4 separate regions of the Mus musculus genome follow, and regions 1, 2 and 4 are each linked to region 3. Evidence: chromatin loops called from intact Hi-C (ENCODE). Cell type or tissue: heart. All regions are shown on one strand. Region 1 holds the start of Cbr4 (carbonyl reductase 4). Region 2 holds the start of Hpf1 (histone PARylation factor 1). Region 3 holds the start of Nek1 (NIMA (never in mitosis gene a)-related expressed kinase 1). Region 4 holds the start of Mfap3l (microfibrillar-associated protein 3-like).

Region 1 (8,000 bases), 490 kb after region 3:
CCAAGGCTTGACCACTTTTGCCTTTTAAAATAATTAGCTCTATACCCTAGATAGGGGAATAATACTCCTTCCACAACCCATAGACTAACAAGTAAAAAAAAAAAAAAACAAGACAAAAACAAACAAACAAACAAAAACAGTGTCAAGTGTGAGATATCACCCCTAAAGTTGTCAATCAAGGGGAGACTAGAGACCCTCAAGACAATGCAGGGGGTTGCCATTACTCTTGGTGAAGACCCTACTGCTGAAGACACCACACACTTTGCCATCGGACTGGGAGACATCAAGCTGGTACTCATCAGACACCTTCTTTCCTGTTCATTAGCTTTCATAGTAGGAAAAGGAGCTAAGTAGGCTGCTTGAGGGTAAAAGCATCAGTAGTCTTGATATGAACCTGGAATGCTGCACTAAGAAGTGTCCTGGAAAGAACACGCCCACAGGTGCATAAACGTTATGGATGTAACCAACAATTTTCTTATAGGATTTAAGTAATAATAAGAAAGTAATCGTTCAACAAACCCAAAAGAAGATAGCCAAACAAACATAATTCCACCTCTAACAACAAAAATATCAGGAAGTCAGTCACTTTTCCTTAGTATCTCTTAATATCATTGGGCTCAATTCTCCCAAAAAGACAAAGACTAACTGACTGGATATATAAACAGGACCTAGAATTTTTGCTTCATACAGGAAACAGACCTCATCAACAAAGACAGACACTACCTCAGAGTAAAAGGTTGGAAAACAATTTTCCAAGCAAATGGTCCCAAGAAACAAGCTGGAGTAGCCATTGTAATATACAATGAAATCAAGTTTCAACCAAAAGTTACCAAAAAAAGACAAGGAAGGACACTTGATACTGGTCAAGGGAAAATTCCACCAAGATGAACTATCAATTCTGAACATGTATGCTCCACTATCAATTCTGAACATGTATGCTCCAATTGCAAGGGTACCCACATTCATAAAAGAAATTTTACTAAAGCTCAAAATAGCACATCCCATACAATAATAGTGGGAGACTTCAACACCCCACTCTCAGCAATGGACATGGAAACAGAAAGTAAACAGAGACACAGTGAAACTAACAGAAGTTATGAACCAAATAGATTTAACAGATATTTATAGAACATTTCATCTTAAAGCCAAAGAATATACCTTCTTCTCAGCACCTCATGGTAGCTTCTCCAAAATTGACCATATAATTGGTCACAAAACAGTCCCCAACAGATACAAGAAGATTGAAATCATCCCATGCACTCTATCTGATCACTAAGGGCTAAGGCTCATTTTAAATACCAAGAAAAACAACTAAAAGCACACATACACATGGAAGCTGAACAACACTCTACTCAATGATAACTTGGTTAAGGAAGAAATAAAGAAAAAATTAAAGGTTTTTCAGAATTTAATGAAAATGAAGACACATTATACCAAAACTTATGGGACACAGTGGAAGCCATACTAAAGGGAAAACTCATAGCTCTACGTACCTCCAAAAAGAAACTGGAGAGAGCATACACTAGCAGCTTGACAGCATACCTGAAAGTTCTAGAACAAAGAGAAGCAAATATACTCAAGAGGAGTAGATGACAGGAAACAATCAAACTCAGGGCTGAAATCAACCAAATAGAAACAAACAAACAAACAAAAAAAAACTATCCAAAGAATCAACAAAACCAGGAACTGGCTCTTTATGAGAAAATCAACAAGATAAAGCCTTAGCCAGACTAACCAGAGGGCAGGGAGACAATATCCAAATTAATAAAATCATAAAATGGAGACATAACAATGAAATATATCTTAAAATAATTATTCTGTTTGTTGAATATTAAGAGTTGAAAATATTAAAATCATGTTCTATAAAAAAAAGAAAAACAAACAGACAAAAAACAAACAAACAAAAAAACCCCACAAGAAACATAGAGAAACATACAAGGAAATTTAGAAACCCCAAATTAGAAACCGCAATATACAAGCAAAAGAGTAGTAAGGTTTAAAAAAATTGTTCAAATGGGGCAAGATGAGACAAAAAAAAATTCCAAACATACCAGTGAGTTTCTTTGGTGTCAGCAGTTTACTGCTGGCCTTGGCCTTACCCTTTAGTGTAGTTTGTATATTCAATGAAAGTCTGCTGGAGCAAACTAATTTTCCTTTGCAAGCAGTTATTAATAGGAGGCAGCTTCTGGGTTAAGGCTGGAAATCCATGTCCACTTCTCCCTCTTGCTTGGACCCATTTGGCTTGGACCTGTGTAGGCTCTGTGCATGCTACTACAGTTTCTGAGTTGATATCTACATCAATCCTGGCGTCTAGAAGACACTTTCTCCTTAGTGTCTTTCTTCCCCTCTGGCTCTTACACTATTTCCACATCTTTGTTATAGATCCCTGAACCCTGAGCAGACGGGTTTAATGAAGATATCCCATTTAGAACATATAGTGAGTATCCCAACCTCTAACTCTCTGCACACTGTCCAGGTGTGGCTCTCTGTTAGTTCCCGTATACTGGAAGAGGAAGCTTCTCCGGTGAGGGCTGAGTATGACATTGACCAAGGGAAATAGCAGAATGTCATTTGGAGTCTTTTTTATTGCTACATTACTTCATCAGGACAGTGATATTTGTCGTAGGTACTTCCCCTAGGCCTATTTAGTCTCAGGTTTTTGGTCACCAAGTATTGACAGGCTTAGCTTCATGGGGTGGGCCTTAAATCCAGTCATGGTTTTTGCATAAACATTGTTTATGTAACCAACAACTATTGCATGGGCATGTCACATTCAGGGCAGATTGTCATTGTAGATCTAGGGGTGTTTAGTTGAGTTGGTATTTACCTTTCTTCTCTGACAACCAACATATTTGAAGATTGTCTCCAATACCCAGTGGAACACACACACACACACACACACACACACACTCACACCACTAGCTAGACTTGATGGGTTAAAAATATGTATGGCTTTGTTTTATTACAATGAAAAACTTCATAAAACATTGGAACATGGGATTTGTAGCAACATAAATCTGGTCATTCATGTTTTGCTTAATAAACTATATAGTATTCTCTTTAAGGTAAAAAAAAAAGAAAAAGAAAAACTTTAAAATTAATGTGCAACTTTTCTGGTAGGTCCCCACCCCTCCCCAATTTAGAAATCAATACTCAGACCCGGCTTTGCCAGCTTGCTGTGCCTTCAGTCCTCACTGGCCTTTTGATTTCTGGTGTTAATACAACTTTGTACTTTAATAAACAATTTAGCCCATTAGAGTTTTATGTGAGTTAGTCCTGTTGCTCCAGAATTCTCCCTACCTCCAATAGGGACTATGGTCTACTTTTTTATTTAGTACACTAATATTCTGTCAAGAAATGTTCTCTTTACACTAGAATGCTAACAAATCATGCCATTTATTTATTTATTTATTTATTTATTTATTTATTTATTTATTATCTGTTTATTTGGGAGGCATGGTTGAGACAGAGTTCTCTGTGCAGCCCTGGCTGTCCTGGAACTCTAGACCAATCTGGTCTTCAACTCAAGAGATTTACCTGCCTCTGCCTCCTTAGTGTGGGATTAAAAGCATGCACCACCATGCCCAGCTAACTTTTTCTTAAAAAAAAAAAAAAAAGCACTCAGGATATCTTATTTAGGAGTATAGGAACCCAATATTGCCAATAATGACCTAAGCTTGCTCTTTAATCTTTACTCTATTCTGATCAGTCGAAGAGCGTGGAGGCCCATACCTGTAGATGCCAGCAGCTCTGTGGAGGCTGAGGGAGGAGAATCATAGAGAATCTGAGGCCAGCCTGGGTAACATAGCAGGTCTTTTCCTCAAAAAGAGGAGTACAAGCATTTATTGAATCCCTCTACACAGTGTTCTTTCTTTGTTGCTGTCTTTGAGACAAGATCTCACTCTCTAGACCAGGCTGGCCTTGAACAGTGATGAGTGAACAGGCCTGAGCCACCACACACGGCTTGTGCTCTTTGACAGGACATTTACCCTCATAGAACTAACCAGGCTTGGGAATAGGCATCCAGCAGCAGTTACTAAAATGCTCACAAGTGCAAGAGAGTAAGGACTACAAGTCCCAGAATGCAATGCAACCCTCGAAGAGTCCGTGTGCACTGACGTCTAATCCTCGCGCCTTGTTTTGTGGCCTGGGTTGTCTGTTGAAAGGAGAGCATACTGGTTTTGTCAGTAGCTGTGTCTTTTATTACAAGTTCTGAGTCTCAGGGATCCATCTTGCTGGTCCGCGGTCCAAGATGGACAAAGTCTGTGCGGTTTTTGGAGGCTCCCGGGGGATCGGCAGGGCGGTAGCCCAGCTAATGGCCCAGAAGGGTTACCGTCTGGCGATCGTCTCCAGAAACCTGGAAGTGGCCAAAGTCACCGCCGGCGAGCTCGGCGGTATGTACCGGAAGTGTCCTCGCCGTGCGACCAAGGTGCAAGTCCTTGAGTTCCAGTCCACGGGCCCTGCCCATGTACCCGGGTTTGCGCCCCAGATCGCTCGTGCCCCATGACCAAACACTCACAGGGGCTCTCGCCTACTCCAGGCAGATTCTAAGGACCCCTGACAAGTAGTTGCCTTCCCCGCGGCCAGTGCTGATATTGAGAGCTGCCTTGCTCTGGCCTCTGGGAGGAGAGAATGGACGCGATTATACTGAAAGTAGAGAAGTCAGATACAAATGGCTAGATTGCATTTTGCTGAGAGCTCTTGCCCTTTGCGAAGGCACCCGACAGTATTTCAAAGAGAAACTCTTGATAAGTCAGGGTTGCTTCTCCAAGCCCATCAATGACTTTAGTAAGTTACTAATTTGTTTTCCCAGGCCCTTTGATTGTATTCCTATTCCAGCCCCCCCCCCCCCAACCCCAGGTTATTAACGGATTAGTCATTGCATTGCAAGTTTAAGTCTCGTTTGGAGAAGACAACTTGAAGAATGGAGAAAAATACATGTCACTATCAGGAAAGCATTGGGTATCTTGTAGGTCTAAGAGTGTCTGGTGCCGACTATATTTCTTTACTTATGTGGAAATAGCCTTGATATGTAACTCACACTGGCTTTGAACTTGTGGATCTCGTGTCTCAGCTTCCCAGTTGCTGAGATCTCCTTACTGTGATGGGACGGTGATGTCTTTAGTACAGAGTACACTCTGAACCTGCGGTGTGGTATCCAGCTTTCTCGGACATAGGGTCTCACTACGCAGCCTAGGTTTCCCTTGGATCAGGAGCTGGTCTCTGCCTCCTCCGTGCTGGGAACACAGGGGAACACATCTGTTCACCTTGGGTGTGAACACGAGCCTCAACACCTAGCCAGTCAGCATTGCTTCCAGTTTGCTAGATACTCCACCTTGCCCTGTGGTACTAGTTACCTGTTCTTCGGCTCTCCATCATATAGTTGGTTCATCTTGATGTATCCCTATCATAAATTGAGGAGCATATATATTAATATGGTAGCTTATCAGATAGGGAATATGTTTACTTTGAAGTCAGGGTTGCTTCCCCAAGCCCATCAGTGACTTCGTGAGTTTGGTGATAGGGATCAGGGAGTTCTATGGAGCCACCTCTCTTGTCCATGCTGGCCACAACCTTACAGTAGTAATCTCCTATCCCAAAGCTGAGACGGAAGGTATACACTACCATGCCCAGATTTAATTGCAGTTTTAAAAATCACATTTATTCATTTGGTTGGATGAGTACATCTATGTCATTGTGCACCTGAGGAACTCAGAGGACAGTCTGTTCTTTCCTTTCATTGTATGGGACCCAAAGGTTCAACCCAGATTGTTAGGCGTGGTGGAAAGTGCCCTTATCAAGTGAGCCATCTTGCTGGCCCTGACCACTTTTGTTTCTAGACTTTCCAAGCTTATTTCTTCTTAAGGGTTTGAGGTGTCACTCAGAATAGCCATGAACTTGTGAGTCCAGCAAGTGCCAACATTATGGGTAGCCAGGTACCCATAGTTCTTGTGTCTAAATCTCCCATTCAAGAAAACTCCAAAGTTAAAGTTAGATTTCGATAATGTTTTATTTTATGTACTTGCTGTATCCTAGAATTTGGCAGGCAGAGGCAAGATGAGCCTGAGTTTTGAAGTCAGTCTAGGCAACACAGTAAAACCTTATCTCAAAGCAAAACAAAAACAAAACACTCATACACAAGACGGAAAAAACAAACCTCATTATTTCTCCTTCACTTCCATCCACCCTGTCCTTTCATCGTGTGCTCTGAGGGCAGGAACCCATGACTGGCTGTCATTGCTCGGCCCAGCACAGGCTTGCTGAAGAGTCTAATCATAAAGCAAATAAATTCGAAATTCAAGTTAAGATTTAGAGGTAATTCTGATTTAACTTTGTTTTGTAGGAAACCACTTGGCATTTAGGTGTGATGTTGCCAAAGAACAAGATGTTCAGAGTACATTTCAAGAGATGGAGAAACATTTAGGTCCAGTAAATTTCTTGGTAAATGCAGCCGGTATCAACAGGTTGGTCAAAGATTGAGGTGAATTTGTGATACCTGTTTTAAAAGATTTTTTTTCTTAATGCGTTGATGGCTTAGTTTCTTTTCCATTGCTATTACGAAATGTCATGACCCAAAGCTATATATAAAACAGAGTGTTCGATTGAGGTTATGGTTTCAGAGTGTTAGAGCCATGTTGGTGGAGTAAAGCCATGGTGGGTAGCAGCAGCCGGGAACCCATATTGTGATTGGCATATAGGAGGCAGAGATAGGGCACAGTGGGAATGGAGCCAGTCTTTGGAAACCTCAAAGCCCACTCCCAGTGACACACCTCCTCCAACAAGGCCACACTCCCTAATCCTTCCCAAACTTGGTTCTAAACTGGGGCTCAGCATTCAAATATATGCGCCTCCGGGGACCATTCTCACTCCGAACACCACATCAGTATGAGACAATATATTAGGCTGTTTTATTTCTAACTGGAAAGGCTTTTTAGAAAATTATCATACATTCTTTTATTTTAAAAATGGTGTGTGTATCTGCATGTTAGTACGTGCGGAGTGTGTGGATTCCCACAGGAGCGAAAGGAGGGCATCAAATCCCTGGAGTTGGTGATACGGGAGCCTGTGAGCTACTTGGAACTGCACCTGCACTCTCTGTAAGATCAGTATGTGTTCTTGATCAATGAGCCATTTCTTTAGCCTAATTCTTTTATGATGAGATAAATGTCCAGTTGGATCAGTCCTAACAACCATCACCGGCATATCACCTAGCATGCCAGAAGACTCCCTTGGTCTCTTCTCACAGGAAGCCAGTGTTCTGAGTTCCATTGATCATAACAAGCTTAATAGTAATGTTTGTAGGATAATAAATGTAATAATAATAGGATGAGGGGGGGTTTGTTTAGGAGAAAGTATTTAGATTTACAGCCCCGTTAAAGAAGGCAAAACTGGCAGTAGCTTAAACCATTTGTTTACTTGCTACTGTGTTTAGCCACTGGCAGTATTTATCAGTCTATCAGAGAGGTGGAGAATCCTGCCTTCCCTGTGGCTCCTTTCTGGATTATCAACAGCTATCTTAGTGGTTTTAAAGCCAAGTTCAAAATGGGACTGCCCAGCACTTAGCTAGAAAGCATAGCTTATACTATATTTTAATCCAGAAAAAATTCTGGTACGTATGTTTTGACTTGATTTTTTAAAAAATATTTAGTTCTGCTATTTTAAAATAGTGTGTGTGTGTGTGTGTGTGTGTGTGTGTGTGTGTGTGTGTGTGTGAGAGTGCACGTGCGGCGTGCATATGTATGCAGTTGCCTGTGGAGTTCTGAAGTGGATGTATAATACCCTGAAGCTGGAGTTACAGGTGGCTGAGAGCTTTTGGACACATGTGCTGGGAAGTGAACTCAGTTCTCCTGATGGAGCACTTGGAGCTCTTACCTGCTGAGCCAGTCCTCTAGCATCCAGATTTGAGTTCTGATCTGCTTGTTAATGTGCCCACTTTCTTTTTTTGTAGAGACAGTCTTCTAGTAAGAACAAAGACTGAAGACATGATCTCTCAGCTGCAC
Region 2 (8,000 bases), 100 kb before region 3:
CTTTTACAATCCATAATTCCTCAGCATTCCACCACATACATAGTAAATTCAATAGCTTTTAGGAATAAAATGTATTGTGGGATGTATGTTGTGGTGTGAGTGTGTGAATGTGGTGTATGTGTGAATATGTGTGTGTTGTGTTGTGTATGTGTATGTGTTGTGGCATGAGTGTGTGAGAATGTGTGTGTGTGTGTGTGTGTGTGTGTGTGTGCGCGCGCGCAAGGATACTATGGTTAGAAAGATGGCTCAGGCCGGGCATGATGGCGCACGCCTTTAATCCCAGCACTCGGGAGGCAGAAGCAGGTGGATTTCTGAGTTCCAGGCCAGCCTGGTCTACAGAGTGAGTTCCAGGAAAGCCAGAATCCCTGTCTTGAAAAAAAAAAGAGAGAGAGAGAGAGAGAGAGAGAGAGAGAGAGAGAGAGAGAGAGAGAGAGAGAGAGAGAGAGATGGCTCAGTGGGTAGGGGCCCTTGTTCTGAAAGCACGATTTAAATTCAGATCCCCAAACCTGAGTATGACCATGTGCAAGCCTATAGCCTCAGTACTGTGTGTGAGTGTGTGTGTGTGTGTGTGTGTGTGTGTGTGTGTGTGTGTGTGTGAAGGGATGGGACAAGATGACGACTGAAATTTTCTGGCTACCACCCCTGACTCCAAGTTTAATAAGACACCATGTCTTAAGGTAATAAGGCAGAAAATGATAGACCATTCTTCTCTGGCCACTGCATGTGCACATATACACATACACATGTAGATATAACTCTCATACACACACACACACACACACACAACATCACACAAAAAGAACTATATATTCCATAGCTACTCTTATTGCTGTGCATGTATTTTTTTTTTTTTTTTTAGCTTGTATTGTGGATCTGTGATAGGATCTTGTATTAGGATCTTTTCTTTGTTAGCACATTCTTTGGTGTTAAAGTTTGGAGTTATGCTATCTCAAATTTTATATTCTATATTTTATTTGTCCCCACGTAGCTCTGGAAGTCAATGGAGAAATTCTAATTCATCAGAGTTTTACAGAGTTAAATTCCTTCAATCTTCTTGGATATATATTTTTCATCTTTTAATTTCATTGTTCATTTTGCACATGTTTGGCCAGCACTATAGCCTGAGCCTAAGTCACCATCTTTTTTGTTAGTTTGAGACAACGTCTCACTAAGTTGGATAGACTGACCTTGAACTCACTCTTTAAATTTGCAGGCCTCCTGAGTGACTGGGATTATTGAATCAGTCCGTCTGGCTTAAGTGTACATGACGTCATAATTACCTGGAGGAAATCAGACGCCCTGGCAACCAGCAGTTAATGTTCCTACTTTCATTTTAAAGACAGACGTTGCGATGGCTAGTCTTGATTGCCAGCTGGATTGTATTCAGGGATGCCTGGAGACTAATAAAGCACACCCCTGTGGGTCATTGCCAGATCTGATTGGATACTGAAAACTCTAACCTAATCAGGAGGTTAATCCCCTGGCGAATTAGATTTCAATGGCATTTTTGGGAAGTGGTGGAAATTGGGGAAGCTTGAGGAAATAGGTCACTGGGGATATGGCTGTGAAGAGTCCATCATGTCCTAGAACCATCCTACTTTACCTCATCTTCTAGGCTGCCATGAGGCAAGAAACGTTCTCCTACTGCCATTTTCCACCATGATAGACTGCTTTACTACAGACCCAGAAACACAGAGCTGAGCTAAGTGAACATGTGACCACAGGCTTTCCCACCCACACTCAAGTTCCCCAAATAACAACTCTGAGACTGAATTGTATCTTAATAAATGCCTAGGCTATACATGAGGGCCTGTTCCTAATTAGCTTATAACTTAACTTGTTTATTCTGTTCTATGAATGCCACAGGGCTGGTTACCTCTTCTCAGTTTCGTGCTTCTGTCTCCATTAACATTTGGGGCAAATCTCTCCCCTCATCTGACTCTCATCCCAGAATCCTCTCTCCCTGCTGGAATGCCTTCTTCCTATTTCTTGCCGAAGCTGAATAGGCTAACAGCTTTTTATTGACAGCCGCTGCTTCCACACAGTGCACAAGAGATTCTCTCTACATGAATGGAAAACCTGAGCCAAAAGAAATCCCCTTCCCTCTCTCTAAGTTGTTTATCTTGGGTACTGATGTCATCATAGAAATTTCATGTAATATAAAGTTCATTAGCATCACTCCAGATGACAATGCATAAAAAGTATGTAAAATACAGAATAAAACAGACTATCCTCATATGTGTTAATGAGCACCATTAGGTCCACTCAGGGTCTGGATAAAACGAAAGTCTCTTTTTTCTCCTCCTCCTCTTCCTCTTCCTCCTCCTTTTCTCCTCTTGTTCTTTTTCCCTTGCTCTATTCCCTTTCCCCAGCTAGAACTCTCGAGCTTTGTCATCCTTCTATTCCTGTGTTCAGTGATTATAGTTTTCATTTCTAAGGCCCAAAACTCCACTCTAAGCACCAGCATCCTGGATTCCAGAGCTTCAAACTACAGAAGTAGCTTTCTTGAGTTCCCAAGTTGGAGAAAACTGTGGAACTTCTCGACCATCATGTGAACTGAATAGGTGAATAGACAGACAAAATGGACAGACAAAGAATGAATGTCTATGGGCTATTTCCCTGGAGAACCTGTTTACATGGAGGACACACTCTGAGATTATTCAGATTTCCAGCCTTTCTTCTATTGGGCTCCAAGGGGTACACTCAATACCAATACAAAACAAGTAATTAAAAAGATATTACATTTGCATTATAAGAAGAAATAAGCCCTTTCCTCTCCACCATGAAGGGAAGTCAGGGCAGGAACTCAGGAACTCACACTGAAACCTGGAGGCAATAGTTGAAGCAGAGACCACGGTGGAGCACGGGGCTTGCTTTCATGCCTGGTCCAGTCTGCTTTCTGATAGGACCTAGGACCACCTGCCCAGGGGTACCAAAGCCCTCGGGGTGCTGGGTCCTCCCACATCAATCATTAATCAAGAAAATGCCTCACAGACTTGCCTACAGGCAATGTGATAAAGGCATTTTCCCAATTGAGGTTCTTCCCAGGTGACCCTAGGTCAACTTGACCAAAACAAACAAACAAACCAAACCAACAAACAAAAAAAAAAGATAAAACAAAAATAAATGAAACAAATAAATAAAAACAAAAACAAAACAGGATAAGAAAGAGATGTGCTTTAATGTCTTTTTGTAAAAAAAATCTATATTTGATAGAGATTTTGAAATTACATTGTTCAAATAATGTAATTTATAACCAGCCTCAAAGATTAAAGTTTTAAAATTAAATGTAAAAAGAATGGATTCGCTTATTTTAAAGAATCTCGTTTTGTAAATGAGATTATAAAGTAGTTTAAGAGGTGCACTGGTTAGGATTGTGAATGAGATAAAGGTTAGTATGAAAGGTCATATGGAAACAAACATTCTAATCCCAAGTATGGGTTATTGGCTGTTTTCCACACTCTTGTTTCAAACAGCTCTCTAAAGACTTTAGCCTATATTATCACAGTCTTTTCAAGTATTGTTAGGTGTGCTGAAATTCTTTCAGCTGGTGTGAAACATGTACCAGATGAGTACATGAGTGGGGTAGGAGGAGGATGGAGGGAGTGCGACCTTTAGGTCTTTTATTTTCTCTTTCACTCCCGCCCCAGTTACAGCAAGGGAGCAGCTGTGCCCCTGGTTTGAAGTGCTCCTCAAAACCGGAGGAGAAGGCTCAGTGGTGAAGAGTAATACACTGCCCTTGCAGGACACCCACGTCGAGTGGCTCACTGCCACTTATAACTCTATCTCCAGAGAATCCGATGCCTTTTTTTTGCCATCTGTGGGACACGCGCTCACACACACACACACACACACACACACACACACACACACACAAATCTACAAATCTACACTCATATAACTAAAAATAAAATAAGTTTAAAACCAAGGATATGTTCCACAAAATGAGAGTATACAAATTGTGAATAAGGAAGAGAAGGGGAAGGTGGTGGAGGAGTGTGTCTTCCAAACTGTGTTCTTCCTGAGAGTCAGATTCTGATTTTTAAGCTCTGGGTAGAGCCTGACAGTGTGCCTTTTTAAACTGGCTCGGGGTGCTGCAGCTGCTCGTGGTACAGGGCTTACACTAAGCATAGCCAAGATTTGTAAAAACAAAAACAAAAAACGAATTGTATTAGGAATGAAGAACAGAGAAATGAGAAGAGAGAGAGAGAGAGAGAGAGAGAGAGAGAGAGAGAGAGAAAGAGAGAGAGAGAGGATGTGAAGATAAAGGGAAGGAAATGGAGGGAGGTAAAGAAAAGAGAAAAGATAGGTTTACTTAGTGTTAGACAATAGTGCAATAGGAAGGGAAAGGGAAGCCGGGCGGTGGTGGTGCACGCCTTTAATCCCAGCACTCGGGAGGCAGAGGCAGGCGGATTTCTGAGTCAGGACAGCCAGGACTACACAGAGAAACCCTGTCTCGGAAAAAAAAAAAAAAAAAAAAAAAAAAGAGAGAAAGGGATGGAGTGCAAAAAATTAATTCTTTAAATGAGTAGAAACAAAGAAAACGAAAAGGCTGAAGTGAGGCAGCATCTTAAAGCTATCTCTCTTGAGCATATGAGGACGAAGTTTATCGCTCCTTAAGAACCCAAATTCAATAGTCATATAGTCTAGGTTCTAGCGCACGCTGGCGCTAGGCAATGGGCGGGGCCCCGGATGTAGCTCAGGGGGCGGTGCTTGCGTTCGGGGGGGCGGGGCCACCCCAGGTCTGCGGACCGGGCCTTGCGTCCTCCTCCGTCTCAGGGGGCGGAGCCTGGTCTCTAAATTGGCGCCTCTGAGTGGCTAAGCGGCAGCTCGGATTGGCGGCTTTTGAACCCGGAAGCACTAGCGGGCGCTCGGAAGCGGCAGGAGCGCGGGCCTTGGCTCGCTCGCTGCGGCTGCGGGATGGTTGGCGGTGGCGGGAAGCGCCGGACGGCCGGGGCGGGACCGCAGGTAGGCGAGGCGGGATGCGCTGGGTATGGGGACGCTATGGGCCGTGGAGGAGCCGAGGGCCGCCCTGCGGGGCAATGGCCCGGGGAAGTCGTTCCTTTCCAGCGCCAGCCCAGTTCCCACGAAGCTCTGCAGCCAGCGGACGGACCATTCATTCATTCATTCATTCACTCACTCACTCACTCACTCACTCACTCACTCACTCATTCACTTACTAACCAGCTGATGGAAACTGGAGGAGCTGCCAGGGCGGCGAGGCACACGCGAACAAACATTTCACCTTTCGTTTTTTTTTTTGCTTGGGGTTAACGCAGGTGTGTAAAAGAAAATGCTGGAATTAACAAGCCCTGGAGTTATTAAAGACTTTTGTTTAAGACAGTCTCTATGTTGTAGCCCCGGCTGTCCTGGAACTTGATATGTAGATCAGAACTCAATATGTAGCCTCCAAATCACAGAGACCCTCTTGCCTCTGCCTCCAGGACACGAACCACCACTGCCCGGCTACTTTGGTAGCCTGACCTGGAAGTGTAAGGGATACGGGTTCTCAGATGAGTGATAGATTGGCCAGTCTGGACTCTTACATGATTTCATGGGTTCCTTAAGCATACAGTAGCTAATGGGAGAAGTTAAGCAGGGAAACGAACGTTTAACAAAAGTGACACCAGCTATGTTTTAAACTGGGTAGGGTGAGGCGATTGCTAAGGCTTAACGGCCAGTGGATGGCGAACATAGGTATTATTCTCGTTGTGTTGTGTTTTCTCACAACACCAAGTTAAAAATGTGGTTTAAAGAGAACAGCCTTGTCAGGCAGAAGCAATAAGACCAAAAGTTCAGTGTCCTCCTCAGTTACATTACAAGTTCAAGACCAGCCTGGGTTACAATAGACCTGTCTTAAACAAAGTCCAGCTTGATGACGTAGAGAGTAATAGTACTGATGACTTGAATTCAGTCCCTGAAGTCATGTGGAGTTAGGGAAGGGGACAATGTGACCAAATACGTTGTATGTAAAACCACTCCCACAGTTCTGCATCTACCCATTTGGGTGCCTTTTCCTTTTTGCCTAAGCATTTCCTGCCGCTTCTAGTCACTGTGGCTATCACCCTGAAGTTGGAGTTACCCTTGCCTTCTTGTAGAGTTTGTTGTTTCCTTAAAAAGCTTTTATGGTACATCTTGTCTTAGTCAGTATTCTACTGCTGTGAAGAGACACCATGACCATTAAAAAAAAAAAAAAGTGCCTAGCTGGGGCTTGATTACAGTTTTAGAGGTTCGGTCCACTATCACCACGGCTGGAAGCGTGGTAGCAGGCAGGCAGGTATGCTGCAGGAGAAGCAGAGAGTTCTACATCTAGACTGGAAGGCAGCAGGAAGGGAGAGACTCTGGGCGTGGAATGGGCTTTTTGAAACCTCAAAGTCTTATCTATCCCCTAGTGACACACTTCCTCCACCAAGGCCACAGTTCCTAGTCCTTCCCAGTACTGCCATTCCTTGGTGTACTCAAATTTATAAGTGCTATTCTGTTTAAAACCACCACACATCTATCTAATCTTGGGGGGTTTTCTTAATTGAACATCATACAAAGATTGAGCCATGTTGTCTAACTGTACTTCTCTTTCTTTCATTTAGTTACTGTTCCCCAGTGTTTGAAAGCCCTGTAACTATCTATTTTCCTGTTGGCTGGCATTTCAACCTCCTAAGGACAGTGCTGTCAAAAACAATTCTTACCCGATGCCTGACTTGTACATACAGTGTGTAGGCTTGGAATGACAGTTACCAATACATATGGTTGGACCCCTGAGAACATGTAGTTATCAACACCTGGGTGAGAAATGCCGACTCTAGCGGCACTGGCTTGCTGAGGGCAGCTCTCCCGCGCACTGGGCGGCGTTGAGCTGTATCCCTTAGCCTCTGCAGCACTAGGTGCCGCTGGTCCTGCTGCGGGTAGAATGTGCCGAGTTTCGCCTGGATTCAGAACCACAAGGATCTAAGTTCCCAGAAAGAAAGAGATTGTACTTAGAAAACAAGACAGATACGCAAAGTAAGCAAGTTGCCTTGGTAGCACTGAGCCAGTTTCCAATAGCATCCTTTAACCTTTAATTTGCATGGGTGCTAGAGATGCAAATCTTAGCATTACAAAGCCTTTTCCGAAAGACATGGTTTTTAGCTCAGAGGATATTCCCATATTGATCCTTAACTATACCATACCTCTCCTCTCTTTTTGTTTGGAATGTCAAAAGGAAGTTATCTGGTTTTAAGTGGAAGGGTAGTAATGATTGTGGTAAGTAGTGCAGACCTAACTATGGTTGGAGTTCCTGAAAAAACAGCTTTTTTCCCCCATTATTTATGTTTTAGGTTAGAATACAAAGAAATTGGTCTCATCCTGGCTTACTCATGCATATGTGCCATTGTACATTCGTTTTGTTTGTTCTTAAAGATGTATCCGACGATGGCTTTGCTCAGGCAGTCCTCTTAAGTGCTATGGTTGCTGGGTAATAACATGACAGGTGTGTGCCCTTGTACTTAACAGAAACAGCTTTTATCTGATAAGTCCTTTGTATCCAGTTACTTGTGATCGTTTGCTTCTGGTGTGCGTGATGAGTCTGTTTAAGTGAAAGGCCTGATGATGTGATGGCATCTTGGTACCAAAATAGAGCTGAAACTTTTATGCCTTTATGACAGCTTTACATTTTCCCTTTGTTTCTTCTTGGTTTGTTTGTCTCTGCTATGGAGAAGCACATTTAGAGACATGCTTTGGGTGGTATTTTTTGACCACCGTGTAAACTGTGTTCTTTGCACAAAAGAATCTCTTGGAGTTTACTTAAGTATCACGAGCTCATGCTTTTGTTATTGCTTTTGTTTGTTTGTTTGTTTGTTTGTTTGAACATGTTAAAATGGAGGTAGAAAGATGGCTCAGCAGCTAAGAGCATGCACTGGGCTTGCAGAGGACCCAGGACAGTGTCCACTCTGTTGGGCAACTCCCAGCTCCAGCTCCAGGGATCAGTGCTCTCCTCTAGCCTCAACAGCAGCCACTCACACACA
Region 3 (8,000 bases):
GAAATAAAAGTGTATTAACCCCCCTCATCAAAGAAGCCTCTTTTTTTTTTTCTTTTTCCTGCAAATGGAAACCATCACAGACAACCAGAAAGGGACACAATGCAGAAATCAATGGATATATCTACATCCATGATTCAAAATACCTCAGAAGGGAAAGATTGTAAGAGCCAAAATTCCAAGAAGTCATTTATAATCTGTCCTAGAAATGGCTATATAACAGCTAGAGCAATGGTAATATCAATGGGTATGCTGGGGGAGGGGGGTAGAAAGTTTTAGTGGTGTTTCATCCCTTGACAATGAATGACAGCTAACTAATGACTGCTGGAGAATTACCCTCTCCCAGGGATGAGCCCTTTTATTGACTGTTGAATATAGAGTGATCAGCCTGGAAGCCATATATACACACGATGGAGCAAATAGGTTTTATTTACATATATTTGTGCATACACATGTAACAAGTATAATTAAAGAAGCCATCAAGTTGAGGGGAGACATGGGAAGCAAATGTGGGAGGGAAAGAAGGAGGAAGCAGTATAATTTTATTTCAATTAAAAACATTTTTAAGAATACAATATGGTGAGAAACAAGTGGGTTTTAGTACATACATATCACAAAATTTTTTTGCAAGTGTATTTGTGTGTGGCATGTGTGTTTGGATCTATGGGCACATGTAGAGGGGGTGTGCATTAATGTGTACATGTAGAGGCACAAAGATGGCATTGAATATCTTACTCAATTGCTCTCTGCTTTATCAAGGGAAGGTCTCTCAGTATGTATAGACTTCACCAATTCTGGCCAGCTTACCCATGAATCTCCTGTCTCTGCTGGGGTACAGGCAACCAACAGGCCTATCCAATCTTTTTACATGGGTTCTAGAGATCTGAACTACAGTTGTTTACAGCAGACATTTTATCTGTTAAGGCTCTGCCCCGATCTGCTGACCATGGAATCCTCATATTGACAGGAGTTTGATGTTTTTTAGAGAGATGTTCAGGATCTACTGTTAAATTATGTGTGTATGATATACCATAAAGAAATTTGTGTATCATAACCCACTTTAAAACATTAGTACTAATATGCATACATACATGAGTATTCTTTATTACATAGAAATATTTTTTAAGAATTTGGAGATACATCATATTTCAAGGACAACTTCTCTCTTTTTTTTAAATATTTAGTTATTTTATTTTTATAAGTACACTGTATCTGTCTTCAGACACACCAGAAGAGTGGATTGGATCACATACAGATGCTTGTGAGCCACAATGGGGTTGCTAGGAATTGAATTCAGGACCTCTGTAAGAGTAGTCAGTGCTCTTAACCGCTGAGCCATTTCTCCAGCCCCAAAATATTTTTGTATTCTAAAGACTACTAGATTGTTCCAAGGACCAAAACTACTTTCTTTAAAAAGAAGATTCCACTAGCATACTTAAGACTAAAAAATATTTGTGTTGTAAAAATCAAACATTAAATAGTACAGGGACGTATAAACCTGGTGATTTCCCTTTCTAGTCTCTTCTTTTCCTCAAACTACGTCAGCATAACAGTTGAAATAACAGTCAGTAAAAAAAGATCCTGTTTAGCTTTTGAGTATTTCATTGTTTAAATATATTGTGATCTAAACAGTTTTTTGTAGACAATTACATTGGTTCTAAGTTATCTGGTTATAAACAATAAACGTACATTTCATATGTTCCTCTTTGGCTCCATTTTTCAAGATGTAAAATTCTACAGTCAAAGAGTGTACACATTGACAACATGCTTTTAGAAAGACTAGCAATTTATATTCCCATCAATAGCTGGACCACTGCCTAAAGCATTATCTTCAGATATAACTGAGTAGCCATTCTTCTTTTTTTCCTTTTTTTTATTACGTATTTTCTTCAATTACATTTCCAATGCTATCCCAAAAGCCCCCCCCCCCCCGACTCCCCTACCCACCCATTCCCATTTTTTGGCCCTGGCATTCCCCTGTACTGGGGCATATAACGTTTGCCTGACCAATGGGCCTCTCTTTCCAGTGATGGCCGACTAGGTCATCTTTTGATACATATGCAGCTAGAGTCAAGAGCTCTGGGGTACTGGTTAGTTCATAATGTTGTTCCTCCGATAGGATTGCAGATCTCTTTAGCTCCTTGGATACTTTCTCTAGCTCCTCCATTGGGGGCCCTGTGATCCATCCAATAGTTGACTGTGAGCATCCACTTCTGTGTTTGCTAGGCCCCGGCCTAGTCTCACAAGGGACAGCTATATCACCGTCCTTGCAACAAAAGCTTGCTAGTGTACGCAATGGTGTCATCGCTTGGAGGCTAATTATGGGATGGATCCCTGGATATCGCAGTCTCTAGATGGACCATCCTTTTGTCTCAGCTCCAAACTTTGTCTCTGTAACTCCTTCCATGGGTGATTGTTTCCAATTCTAAGAATGAGCAAAGTGTCCACACTTTGGTCTTTGTTCTTCTTCAGTTTCATATGTTTTACATATTGTACCTTATATCTCGCTATACTAAGTTTCTGGGTTAATATCCACTTATCAGTGCGTAGCCATTCTTTACGCAAGCAGCAAAAAAGTATTTGCTTAGATTAGCAGGTCGCAGTGATGCCCCCTCACTTTGCTGGATAGGGTTATGTGGGCAGAACTAGAGTTGTACATAGAAAAATTCCTGCCAGGTGGAGTTGGATGGAGCTAAAGATTAGAATTAAAAACATATGGGAAATAAGTCTCTTGTAGTTTCCTGGAGATTGAAGAGCTGAATCACGATGGGCGTGGTGGCGCACGCCTTTAATCCCAGCACTCTGGAGGCAGACGCAGGCGGATTTCTGAGTTCGAGGCCAGCCTGGTCTACAAAGTGATTTCCAGGACAGCCAGGACTATACAGAGAAACAAACAAACAAAAACCAAACAAACAAGAGCTGACTCTCAACATTTGTTTAATGTACTAGCTTAGGTAACTTGCAGTGTCACCATCTGGCAAAGAAGCCCTTAATCTGTCCATTTCCAAGCTGGAAAGAATTATAAGCTCCTGAACCTAGAAAAGTCGATTTGGGTGTGTGGGATGGGGAAAGGATGGAAAAGAGAAATCAACTGTCTACAGATCTTAGGCAAGGTCTATGCAGCCTCGGTAGTGTTCCATTCACACGAATGGAACAATGTGGACAGCAACTATGGCTGTATACAAAGACACTATCCTCTTCCTGCCTCAAGTATGGACTTCTAGAGTGCCATCCTCTAGCTCACTGAGTAGAGCTACTCGGGATGACACCAGGCTTGTTCTCAACTGTTTCAATTCCTGCATCGAATGATTTTTAGTCTACTGTACATCGTCAGTCCCTTCAGTATAAAGTGTATATACAGTAAACATAAAGGTGTAGGACACTGTAATGTAACTTTGTATTCTAAAAATTAAAGATAAAACTGCTTCGTTTAAGTTCACGAAGTAACTGTGGATATGTGCATAAGTTCAGGTCCCGGTGCTTGCAGAAGATGCTCCTGAAGTTGTTACAGGTGAGTTAACCAGACCAAGGTTTGCGTCCCAGAACCCTGGTCTTCTGTCTTCAGAGATGAGCTGTTTGAGCCATCCCTTAAAATAACTTTTTAAAGGGCATTGTACTTAAAGAAAAATTACTTGTAAATATTTGGCATCCTCAGTTAAGTAATGAGCGCTCAAATTAAAAGTACCTTATCTGTGTACCGTGTGGGAAAAAGTTGTTAATATGCTCTCTTCAGTCTGAGTCAGATTCCTGAGCGAAATTCCCGCCTTCACTCAGCCTAATTCTTTCCGGTTTTACTTTATTCTACCGACACCCGTCTTTCACATGCTCCTTTGAGCTTGGAGTACCTCACGCTCTCCCTTTGGTGCTTGGAGTTTTTAACTCTTGAAGTTGCTCCAGTCTCCACCTCCCCGCCCCCAGTCCCCGGTGCTTGCACCAATGCACTTGCCCAGTCCTTTCTCTAGTCCCAGTACTTCCTAGCTCTTTTGGCCCAAACATATTCCAATGGCCCCGCCCCTTGACGATGCCCCGCCCCATTCCCCCGTCCCCGATTCTGCCCTACCCATCCCCGGCTTGCTACGCTCCGCTCCCAAACCGCCCTTTTTAGCTTTTACCTACCACAGGCCCCCCACTCACTGCACCCTCTCCCTAGCCTCTCTCTCCTCTAGGCCGGCCTCTGGTCCTTCACGCTCCCCGCTAGCTCAGCTGCTGGCTGAGAGCCGGGTCCCACTAGCTTTCCTATTCCGTAACCCCGCCCTTCCCCGGAGCCCCGCCCCATCACTCTTAGTCCAGCCCCGCCCCGCACGTACAGTCCGTTCGCTTCGCCTGGCCCCGCCCCCCGCAGATCCCGGCTCCTCCCCTGCAGCGCCACAAGTCGGCTCCTGCGCGCTGACGTCACACGCCAGCGACAGTGACGCGAGGGCCGTTCCCCTCTCCTCAGCAGTAGCTCTATGGTTTCAGGGCGGCAACGTGCAGCGTCCTTACCTTGAGCCTGTGCAGTTGCCCTCACCCCGGAATCCATAGTCACTGTGACGAGGCGGGAGGACTTGGGCGACAGGTAGCCTCCCAGTCCCACACGCTGCGGGTCCGCGCCTGGCCAAGCCACCTCGACCTGTGAAGTTGGGGGCGGTACCCAGCAACTCCCCCTGTGCAGCCGCCGTTTCCAAGGGGTCAGGAACCGCTGTGTTTGTTTCGTCCGCGTAGCCAGGGCGGGTCGCGGAGTACTGTGCCTGACCCGACGGTGGCAAGTCTGACGCGTCAGCCAGAGACCGGTGCCCGGTGTAGGAGTCGCAGCCTGGGCTGTGAGCGGCTGCTGGGTAGACAGACTTGCTTTCTCTTACAGCATGTCATTTCCAAAATGCATCGTGGTGCTTCTGCCTTAAGTCCTATAGGAAGACACTGCCGCCACTAGACCGGTGCTTATGGTCGCCACTGTTATTCTGACTCAGGTCCCGTGTCATTGAGGTGAGTTGCGCGTGGGAAAGCAGTGACAGGCAGACAAGCAGAATGGTGAACTCACCGGGAGTGAGGAGACCTGTATAGATCTGTGGAGTGCATGGATACTCGCCTTAAGTGTTTGCGCCTAAAGCACCTTCTCCTTAAGTTGTTAATGGGGAGGACTTGTGTATGGCTCAAGGCAATTCTTTGGTATTCTAAAAAGATAACGCTCTCTTAAGAGACGATAAACTAATCTAAGTAGATGATAAGTCACTTAAATAGATTAGATTAGATGCCTGTATATTTTAATGAGAAAAATAGCAGTTAACTGGTTACCCTAAAGCTTTCCATGGTTTGACACAATTTCCACGTGTAAAGTATTAAAAGTTTTGCCACTTTAATAATTCAGTGTAACTTTGGGAAGGGGTCTTGGGGATTGGATGACAGGAACTCATTTTTGCTAGGCAGGTGATCTGCCACTGAGTTATATACCCTGCCCAATGTTTTATTCTTCCCTGTAAGATCTCCCTAGAAGCAGAAATATTTTTACTGCCTACATAAATCACATCGGAAATGTTTGTGAAGGCTTAAAAGCCCTAGTCCATCTGAGCTTTCACGGTGATGGGCTTTGCTTATGCTGCAGTAAGTGGAGGTGATGGGCAGCAGCCAGATGGAAAAAGAAGCAGTTCTTTGTTTCTAGTTTCTAGGATCTAGAGGTCTACATTTAAAATGGCCTCTTGTTCTGGTGAAACCAGAGTAACAGATTTTGTGGGGAAACTGGTTTTTACACTGAAAAAGAAAGTCTGTCAGAAATCTGATGAAGGCTGTGGGACTTAACCACAGTTCTTTTGAGGTCGTGTTACTAATGCATTGGCACTGTATTCCAAGTAGGTTTTACCCTTCTAGAATCGTGGACATGATAGCTTTTCAACAGAGGAAGTTTCTTTTTGCTTGTTGATAGTTTCTACTATAAACTCCTTGGGTATTGTCTAAATATATTTACCAAGAAGAAAACACATACTTAAAAAATATTAGCAATTCTTTATTTTTTTTCTAGAGATTCCTCATAATGAAAAAAATAGAGAATTTTCCTTTCTTGGAAAACACATTGACCGTTTTCTACAATTCAGGTTGTCTCTATTGTTTTGGAAGAACCGTGTGTATAGATTTTGCCTGCAGACAGTACCAGAAGACCTCTTGGCATCTGTTAGAAGTAGGCCTCACCTATTCCTAATGTTTCCCTTTGGAATAACCTATCCATCAAATATCTGAAAGAGCTAATGCTTAATCTCTGTCAGTGTTTTCCTAACTGATGGAGATGCAGTTTAAAATTCCTGTACTCTGAAACTTTTAATATGTGGTTCATGTTATTTATCAAGCACTACTTACTTGAAACAGTTCTTAGAAAATTAGAAAGGTACCTATCTAATTTGACTGGAATTGAGGAATATTTTTCTGGAGCATAGTTGATATACTTAAAAAGAAACAAGATATTGTAGTAGCATGAATTTAAATGTTAAGGTGAAGTGTTTGGAAATGGAAAATTGTTCAAGGATGCCTGGTGAATAGTAGGCAGATGCTTCTGCCTCCAACCTGTAACCCCATCCTGTTCAAAATTTAAATAGGGACATTGAGATGGACCAGCAGATAAAGACACTTGCCACCAAGCCTGATGCCTGAATGACCGTAGTTCAGTCCCCTTGACCTACTTACATGGTGGAAGAACAAGCTCCCACAAGTCTTCTTAGTGTAGAGACACACAAACACACACACACACGGTCTCTCTCCATATAAACTTGGTTATTTTTGTTTTCTTTTAATTTATGTAGGAGAAACTGATTTGCTCTGTATTCTTATATCAGTATACATGGCTGATTAACATTTAATTTTGTTGTTTTGACTAGTTAATTCTAATACAAAAGATTGTAGACTTCTCAACTCTTAATTTTCATTCTTTGGAAGCAATATTATTAGTTTATTTTGTGTCCTTACAGAGGTATTATATATTTGTGGGTTTGTGTACACATAAATATGTATATAAATAAGTGGAGCTATAAATATATACATATGTTTTTCTTTTGCCACCAAATAGAGTGTTTGTTATTTGCCAACCTGATACAAATCCAGATATATCTTAGAATGGGATTCTCAATTGAAAGAATATCTCCATCAGGCTATCTGTCCTTGTGGACATGTCTGTGAGCATTTTCTTGGTAACTGGTTCTAGAGAGAGAGCTCAGTCTAATAAGAATGATGCCATCCTTCGGCAGGTGGCCTTGAGTTGTATAAAAAAGCCAGCTGATGCAGAAGGTATCTCTATTATCTTTTATTTCATTTCATGTGAAATAGTTCTCTAGTATAACAATTTATTTGTAGTCTCACAGGTCTGAAGTTGGTAGCTCATGTACTCCTTGTGATGAGCAAAGATTAACTGCAGAAAAGGAAAGACTTTTGTTTTTTGTTGTGTGTTCTAAAACTCATTAACCATGAATCTTTGGTTGCTCAGAAAAATACCTGTGTTTATCATTATCTGATGGTATTTAGAATTATCTTTCTTCATCTTTCTTCTTACCAAGGGCAGTAGATTAGGCCTTACTGAGTTACAACCATAGAGCTTAGTATGGGGATGGCAGTAGGATGAAATACTAGGCACACTGATAGCTTCCACCTTGGTGAAGTCCCTAGAATGGAATTGGCAATTAAATTTGGATGAAGAGCCAAACTGACAAATTTTGTTTTTTTCTCTCTTGCCAAAAAAGTCCCAAAACAATGACAATTGTGAAATAAACTCATTATGTGGTTATTATTTAATGTAATTTTATTTATGGAGTTGAGTTTTTAAGATGAATTTATCATGATTTGCTCTCTAAGTAGCTCAGTAATATGATACATTGAGCTTTCATGTTCTGGAGATAACATTAAATTTTGGCTGGCTTCCAGATAGCCATTACACTGTGCCAGTTAATTCAATGTAGACCATGTTTTCCTCTCTGACTCACTGTTGATGGCTGGAACTTTACGTATGATAACGTTATAATTCCTCTTTCTCGTAAGGTTGCTAATATCAT
Region 4 (8,000 bases), 360 kb before region 3:
AAGAGCGTACAAACAAACAACAAACCCTCAGGGCTCTAGCATTTATATACCCTCTGAAAAGTCCCCAGTATTCCAAATATCACACAATCAGAAAGTATCTGAAGCTGGCAAAATCACGCCCCTGCTAGAGCACAAGGCAAGTCATAGTCAGTTGCTGTGGACAGTCTGAAGCAGCCCCACATCCCACATCTGGGGTTAAAATGAAAACACATTCTTACAATATTCCTGTCTTTTAAAAGAAACCAAAATTCTCACTAAAATATACAGATGTAGAAATGTATATATTATACTACTAATAATGTAACCTCTTACAGTTCCCAGGGTGTATTTCTAGGTGTATATCAGTAGACACTGAAAGTTAAGAGAAGTATTACAATCATATTTGAAGAAGAAGAAGAAGAAGAAGAAGAAGAAGAAGGAGGAGGAGGAGGAGGAGGAGGAGGAGGAGGAGAAGGAGAAGGAGAAGGAGAAGGAGAAGGAGAAGGAGAAGGAGAAGGAGAAGGAGAAGGAGAAGGAGAAGGAGAAGGAGAAGGAGAAGGAGCAGCAGCTCTGTTCTAGGGGGTAGAATAAGGACCTTCAGATAATTAGAGGTTGTAACTACACTGCCAGAAGAAAGCAGAGTAACGAAAAACAATGAAATTTGTGGATTAATTAGTAATGCTGTGCTTATTCGTGCCAGTGAAAGAAGGGCACCAGATGGCTCACTAAGCATTCCAGACTTCTGAAGCTGAAGAAAATCTCTGGGGTATAAGGAAGTCAAACCTGAGATCTCACTTAGGTTCCTCTGGCTGCACTGCGTGTGACTTCGTTCTGACAGCATGTCAATTTATTTGCAATCTGTGTAAACACTTAGAGAAGAATTATTTTTTAAGGAGCAAACTTCCCATATTATAACAATATATACACCTATCATTCATCCATCAGGTAAACCTCTGTTGATATTGGAAACATAGATGGTTGAGATGCAGCCCTGGTTATCAACTTCCCCACAGTGCAGAGAAGACAAAGGAAAGAAAAATCAAGATCAGATGTCAAAATGGGGACAAGAGACAAGGCACAGATGAAATATCCAAGTAGAAATCACTACAGGAAGGCCAGTCTGAACTCACTCTTGAATGCTTAAGATTTTGCCAATGAATTAAGGTGACAGAGAAACAAAAGAAGTGACAAGCATGGGGCGGCTGTCAGTTTGCACAACAGGCTATTTGGATTCGTTAGGGTACTGCATGCTAGGGAATCAGGCTGGAAACTCACCTCAGAGGTGAGGCACACACGTACTGTAATATAATTTGCTTAGAAGGAAAAACCCAAGGAGGCACAGAGGAGGGTGTGTTGAAGAGTACAGACAGGTCTGTGGTTAAAGATGTCTAGTGATGAGGAGGGCTGAAGAGAGCAGAGTAAGTAGGGACACAAAGGACAGGATCTATGAAGACACACCTACAGGCAGGTGGAGGGTGCCTGTGACGAGCAGGATGGCAGAAGAAAGCAAGGTGACTAGACCTAGACATTTCCAGATTTGTGATCTCTGGCTGAGTGGAGGTACCAGGAAGCTCTCTAGAAAACACAGCAAAAGAGCAATCATGGCTTATGAACTCTGCTTAGGACATACTGGATTTGGGTTTCCTGAGGCATTCCACTTGGGCTGTTTTGTTAGCTTACACGTAAAGTCTGAACTTAGGGATATGTAGAGAAAAAAAATGCAGTTCAGGATAAAGGTGAAATAAAATATTGACATATATGGACAAACACTAGATACTGACCAATCAAAACAGACCCATCTGCAAAGATTCTAGCAACTGGGTACAGCCATCTTCAGAAAGATGAGAGATCACAAGGCAGTAGGAGAGAAGAGAGTGGTGAGAGAATAAGAGAGGATAATTGGCTGGGGCAAAGAAGAGAGCATGAAGAAGCAGGATGTGGAGGAAAGGTGACAGGGATTATAAGTGCATGTCACACAGGTAGACTGGGGAGGAGTTAGCTTCAAACATCAGTTCCAAGATAGCTGTTGAAGAGACACCTTGCCCACCCGTTCCCAGGCTTCATTACTTTGATCCTCATGTCTGTGGAGATCCAAGCAAGATCCAGTGCAGTATTCTAGACCTAAGTAATATCAGATCCTAGAAACCCATGGGGTTAATTAAAATGGCCCCAGATTCAAAGGGGAAGCACATAAGCGTATTTTCAAGGAGGCAAAGTTTCACTAGACAGGGTGACCCGAACCACTCTGAAGCTAAACTGGGGCTGACATAAAGAGCCACTCTCATTTGGGCTGTTTCCTAGAATCTCAACGAACCTCACTGGTCATTCTTCTAACCCAGTGAGCCACAGTCTCTCTCTCTCCCTTCACCTCTTCCACCCCTTTCCCTGCTGTCCCTTTATACCCTCTCTCCCTCCTTCTCGCTGAATTTATTCATCTTGATCCTGCACTCTTTTTTTTCTTTTCCTGTAGCCTTTCCCACTCCAGTCTTCCGTCACTGAGGGTTAAACACACAAGCATGCTGCAGCGAGTATTTCTAAGATAGAACGGGAGTATTCTGCAGGTTTGCGACAGGAAAAAATAAAAAGGAGTGGGTAGGAAAAGAAATAGAACCAAAGCGAATACCAAAATACTTTACAAGAATACACATGACTGACTGGAACAAAGGGAGACAGATTCCGTGTGGTTCTCAGCTACAACTGTACAGAATGGTTACTGAAAACTTGAACGGATTAGGTTTTTGAAAGAGGCAGGGAGGTTCGTTGAGCTAAGATGCTATGGAAACTAATGTTCAAGTATGATTTCCATTTCTCAGGCTTTTGGAGAAGGACTAGGTTTTGATATGCTTAGAAACGAGAGCCCGTGCATCCATTGGCACATAAATCCCTCTGCACCAGCGTTCGTCCGTTCGTCCCACGTACCCATGCTATTGCTTGCTGTAAGGGCAGCTCCCTCCTCCTGTCTTCTGAGCTCTGGTGTCTTGATGTTCCTCAACCTTGGGCAGCCAGATGCCAGAGGCAACCACGTGCAGCAGTCTGGCACTGTTCAGAGCATGCTCAGTTGCCTGCAGCCACTTCTGCGGCGGAACTCAGGGCTTGAGGTCACAGACAATACTTTGCCTCTGGGTTTGTCAGTCACAGAGAAGGAGGTCGACTGCTATCCCGTTAACAGCTTCCTGTCATCTTGACAGCTGTTCCTAACTCAGAGTGGAATACGCGGGGTCTGACAGCCTGAGCCACTTTAGTAGCGTTAATTTGCTTAATCCAACTCTCCGTGTTTTTCCAGCAGCCTATGACCAACATAGGTGTGGGGGCGGGGCTACCCTTCTTAAAAAAAAAAAAAAAAAAAACACGGTGTGGGGCGTGGCCGGAGGGGGCCAGGATAGAAGAGCCAGGGAAGAAGAGCTTGGTCACTGTCCCAGAAACTGACAAGATCTCCCTTAAATAGATAGATAGAATGATAGATAGATAGATAGATAGATAGATAGATAGATAGATAGATAGATAGATAGATAGATAGATAGATAGATAGATAGACAGACAGAAAGATAGATGATAGGTACATAATATTTAAATGCGTGTGGGATGGCAGGGGAGAGATCCACTAATATTGCAGGACTGTTCACAGAAAACTTATGTAGGTGGTAAAAATATTTTTAGAATACTTATTTTTTCTCATCAGAACAACTTAACTGCTCTTTAGAGAGAATGTCGAAACTGCAAATAATTTTAAGGGGCAGTTTTATAAATTTTCGCGGAACCACACCACTCAGAATCCACCGCAAACACCCTGCTGTGTCTTGTCGTGCCACTTCGAGGCGTCCACTGTGCTTTTGCTGTGACAGCGCGGCCGGCCGCCTAGGAGGCCCCATATGCTCCTGCTCGCGAGGTGCTGTGACAAGACAGCCTTAGAGACTAGGTTGGTTAATGCGTGGGTAGGCTGGTTGCCCGTGGCATCCAAGATGACATTCGAAGACGCCTTTGCCTGCGTGTCCTTGAACGCCACTGAGACGCGACGCTCCGGAAAGTTGAGGTGACAACGCCGGCAGCGCCCTGCCTCCCCACAATTACCAGTCACGCTGCCCTAGCACCACTGAGTCTGGAGGAAGAGGCAGGGTGGAGCGCGGGAGCACCGCCCAGTGGCCGCCCGGTCCCGCCCAGAGGCCGGGCTCTCTGAGCACGATGCTTCCCTGCAGACTGCAGGGCCAGCCCGGGGTGGGCGGAGCCCACCACCCGCAGCGGCCCGCCCCGGGCCGCGGCTGCGGCGAAAACCCGGTTGTGCAGAGTGCACCGGACCTCGGCGCCGCCGGGAGCCGCACTGGGCATGCTCGGCTCTCGCCGGCTCTGGAGCCCGTAGGTGGGAAGCTCCGGCTCCCGGCGGCGGGGCTCGTAACCCGCATCGAGAAGAGGCGCGGGCGGCGGAGGAGGTTGGTACACGCTCGGTGCTGCAGAGCTCCCCGGGTGGCCATGGCGAGAGGTGCACGGCGACCACCCGAGTGGCGCAGCGGTGTCAGGTCAGTGAGGGCACTGGGCGGGCGAGCCTGGGCGGCGGGCTACAGTAGGAGGGAGCCTCGCACCGGGTTTGTGGTCAGCGGCCGCCCGAGCTGCAGAACTTTCGGACGCCTGGGCTGGCGAGGCTACGCGCCTGGAGGTGCCCTGCTCTCCCAGCTCGTGGCTGGTCGCAGGATGCTGGAAGTACATGCAGGGCGGAGACCGGCGGGTTGGGGACAGTCGCGTCCAAGGCTCGTGCCACAACCTTCTGATGGCCAGGGGCGCGCTGTCCACAGCGCGTTAGCACAGAGCCTTCCCAATCTCCCGGGAGAAGGAGGATGCCACGCAGAGACAGGGCTCTTCGCCCAGCTGTGGATCGTTCTTGTCACGGTGCCTCAGTTTCCCCAGACAGGGAAGGGTGTACTGGCCTTTGCCCGGAAGGCGGCGTGGGGAGCTCCGAAGCGCCGCGTCCTGATGCTGCAGGAGTGTGGGAAGCAGCTGGTGCTAAGAGCTGCTTCCTTGTCTTGAGAGCTCTTGGAGTTTGTCGCATTTCCCACCATAGCAAGTTGACACCAAATTGTCTGGTGGCCTGGAATGGGGGAACGTCCTTCTTTGGCTAAAAAAGTAAATGCCGAGTCAATCCTTTTTAAGCCCGAGAATTGCTTGTCTCCCTCTTTAAATTAGCCTGGGATCGCAAATTCCAAGGTTTATAAAGCAAACTGGAAAAAAGAAAAGAAGATGTTTGCAGGTACATCAGCTGCTCACCCTGTAGAAAATATTATGGCTCCGTCGTCATTGTTTTGAAAGACACTTGTTCAAAGTGTGGTTACTGTAGCAATCTTTATTTGCTCTAGCTTTATATTAGGAACTTGGAATCAGCATTGCAGAAACAGTGGTTTTTGAAGTTTTCTCACTCCCCCCCCCCCAGGCAAAACACTTTTTTTTTAAAGTTGCTACTACACTCAACATAGTAAAATGTTCAGGATTAAATCTGCAAGATGGAAAAAGAATTGTTTTTCAGGAGAGACTAAATTAGAGCAAGGTAGTTTGCAGGCAGTGAGCTAATGCACAAAAATGCAATCTGTACCTTCTAAGGTAATGTTACTGTTTTCCCCTACAGCTACCCATATTCATCTATTAAAATACTTACAAGTTTGAGGAGCCCAGCACATGACTGGTTACATTACCTGGCTCTGTGTGATGCACCACGTTTACAATGTGCCCTGATTGCTCCACCTAGCTATGCCTTGTGCTGTTTAGAAAGAGACAAGTGGGATCTTTCCTTAGCTGTGTCTTTCTGATTGATAGCAGGGGGCTGAGCACCTAGGTCTTACAAGTGTTGCTGGGTTTGTACTTCTGTGCCCCCTGGGTTTGCTAGTGACACTAGATGAACACAACAGACCATTTCTTTTAAAAATAAATCTCCTCACACTCATGTGACCTTATTCAAACCCCACTCCTCACCCTTTTTGGCTAACAATTGAAAAATTTAAGACTATTTAAGTACCACAGCTATTGTTTAATTTGAGCTTTCAATATTTTTCTTCAAGAACTTCCAGACACTTAAATGCCAAGTAGCTACTTGCAGTAACCAAATTGTTCAGTCTCAGCCCAAGTCATATAGCGTCATTAAGCAAGTGTGTTTGTATGAATTCAGGAAATATGTAGATAGTAGTGTTTGCCTAACTTAGAATTCATTCTAGCATTTGGGATACAAGTTGTCTTTTCTAGCAAAACCCAGGGGAACACTTACAATTCTGACAGTTTCCATGGCCAGTCACATATAGTAAAAATCAGCATTAAGGTGCAAATGGTTGGTTTTAAATTTGCCGTGATACCTCTGTGGAATGGGGTTAAAAGAATAGGGGTTGGTTGGTTATGTGATTATAACTAATTAAAGGCAGACAGAGCCATTTAATACTCATGCTCCAAACAGAGGCTCTGTAAATTTATTGGTCTTGCTTCTGCCTCCACCTGAGGCCTCTTCATGCATTAAAATTTCACATTAAATTTTCTTCCCCACAAACTTTTATGGCCAGGCTTCATAAGCTGCAAGGATGAGTAAGACATCATGACTCATACCATCTAGTTGGAGTGATGTGCCCGAAGACAAATCAATTAGAGTAGAAAATAAGCGTTGCAGTCCATGTATGTGTGTGGGCCTGAAAAGAGGCAGAGAAAAATGGCCTCCTTGGGCTTGGAGGAGGAAAGGCCCTTGTGGAAGGGGTGGCTTTGTACTTAATCTCTGGGAATACTGAAAATTGGTTCAGAGTCTTTTAAAGCAGAGAAGTGGGTCCTGTATTCAGAAAGAACTTATTTATGGTAGGCAGAAAAATGTCTCCATGCATGGTCATGACGAGACTTGTGGATGTGCTGAAGAAGAACTTTGAGATAAGAAGATAATTCCGAATCGTCCATGTGTGTCCTGTGTCATCCCAGGGCTCACAGAGGCTAAGGAAGAATTCTATGGTAGTGTCTTGAGGAAGACTCCATGGGCTGCTACCAACTTTGAAGATGAAAAGGTCTCCCAAACCATGGTGGGCAGTTGCAAAGCAAGGATGACGATTCTTCCTCCACCAGTGCCCTAAATTTAGCCCACTAAGATACATGTGTGCATAGATACATTGATTTTTGTTGACAGCTTACATGTCCTAAGAGGGAACGATGATTGAAGAATTGCCCAGACTAGATTAGCCCTGTGGGCAGGTCTGTAAGGCATTGACCTTTAAAAAAAATTATGGATTTTGTTATTAAGAAAACCTTGCAAATAAATAAAAACACCACACACCCTAATTAACCACAAGTACATAAAATATATTTTATTCTCAAAGTGTAAAGTTGAATGGGAACAGCCTTTGTTCTAAATGTCAATTCTAATTGTATAGAAAATACAGACTTCAAGTCTGGTTAATATGGGCAATTTCTTGATTACTAATTGACATAGGAGGGCCAAGTCCACTGTGGGAGGCACTATTCCTCAGCCAAGAGGGCTGAGCTGTATTAAAAGGTAGCTGGGCATGAGTCAGAGAATAAGCCAGCAGGCAAGCAGGCAAGAAGTATGATCCCCCATGGTTCCTGCCCTGTGATGATAGACTGTGCCCTGGGAGTCAAAGCCAAATAAACCCTTTCCTCCCTATGGCATCTGGTCAGAACACTTTACAACTGAAAGAGAACTAGAACATGTGGTGAATTTCCAAACTACAGAACAATAAGATAATGAGGGTTGTATAAAGTCCCTAAAACTGTGGTAATCTCTTATGGACGCCATAGAAGGCTTATGCAGCCTTATTCAACGGGAGAGTTGGTGTAATGAGATAGCAGACAGAGGCAGCATAAGGGACACGAAGTATTCCCTTCGCAGTGATGAATTAAACTACACACAAAGGAGGGTGGATTCTATCCCATTATAGGTAAACAATGGGAAATAAGCTTAGGGTTTTAGACAGCAATATGAAACAAACAGTTCATTGGCTGGTTTTATCTTCCAGCTTGACACAACCCGGAGTAACCTGGGAAGAGAGTCCTAGTGAGGA

What was found. Hi-C counts contacts between places; a loop is a spot of excess contacts. Peaks named below come from ENCODE experiments on the same cell type or tissue, not always from the same donor. Only the 100,000 strongest peaks of a DNase experiment are listed, where the experiment ranks them.
Region 1: a loop joins it to region 3, with 2.9 times the contacts of the local background. A loop is called at or near these places in 10 of 42 quality-filtered maps.
Region 2: a loop joins it to region 3, with 9 times the contacts of the local background. A loop is called at or near these places in 10 of 42 quality-filtered maps.
Region 4: it touches region 3 in a loop (4-fold over the local background); 9 of 42 quality-filtered maps call a loop at or near these places.

The regions. Positions count from the first base shown.
Region 1 is chr8:61,483,597-61,491,596 of GRCm38, forward strand. It overlaps Cbr4 (carbonyl reductase 4), which reads left to right and starts at 4,138. Exons shown (of 5, transcript NM_145595.2): 1 at 4,138-4,394; 2 at 6,344-6,464; 3 at 7,949-8,000. The coding sequence starts at 4,253. In heart, a CTCF peak has its summit at 4,339; DNase peaks (open chromatin) are centred at 4,135 and 5,235; H3K4me3 peaks cover 1,496 bases; H3K27ac peaks cover 1,141 bases.
Region 2 is chr8:60,885,569-60,893,568 of GRCm38, forward strand. It overlaps Hpf1 (histone PARylation factor 1), which reads left to right and starts at 4,860. Exons shown (of 8, transcript NM_028299.3): 1 at 4,860-4,968. The coding sequence starts at 4,921. In heart, no CTCF peak of the experiment used is centred here; a DNase peak (open chromatin) is centred at 4,803; H3K4me3 peaks cover 2,098 bases; H3K27ac peaks cover 1,115 bases.
Region 3 is chr8:60,988,805-60,996,804 of GRCm38, forward strand. Nek1 (NIMA (never in mitosis gene a)-related expressed kinase 1) reads left to right here and starts at 4,389. Exons shown (of 33, transcript NM_175089.4): 1 at 4,389-4,959. In heart, no CTCF peak of the experiment used is centred here; DNase peaks (open chromatin) are centred at 4,017 and 4,367; H3K4me3 peaks cover 2,554 bases; H3K27ac peaks cover 2,145 bases.
Region 4 is chr8:60,628,569-60,636,568 of GRCm38, forward strand. It overlaps Mfap3l (microfibrillar-associated protein 3-like), which reads left to right and starts at 4,257. Exons shown (of 3, transcript NM_027756.5): 1 at 4,257-4,490. It overlaps Gm34730 (a long non-coding RNA gene), which reads right to left and starts at 3,287. Exons shown (of 3, transcript XR_379010.3): 1 at 2,899-3,287. In heart, a CTCF peak has its summit at 4,146; DNase peaks (open chromatin) are centred at 3,033 and 4,183; H3K4me3 peaks cover 2,561 bases; H3K27ac peaks cover 1,224 bases; H3K27me3 peaks cover 1,487 bases.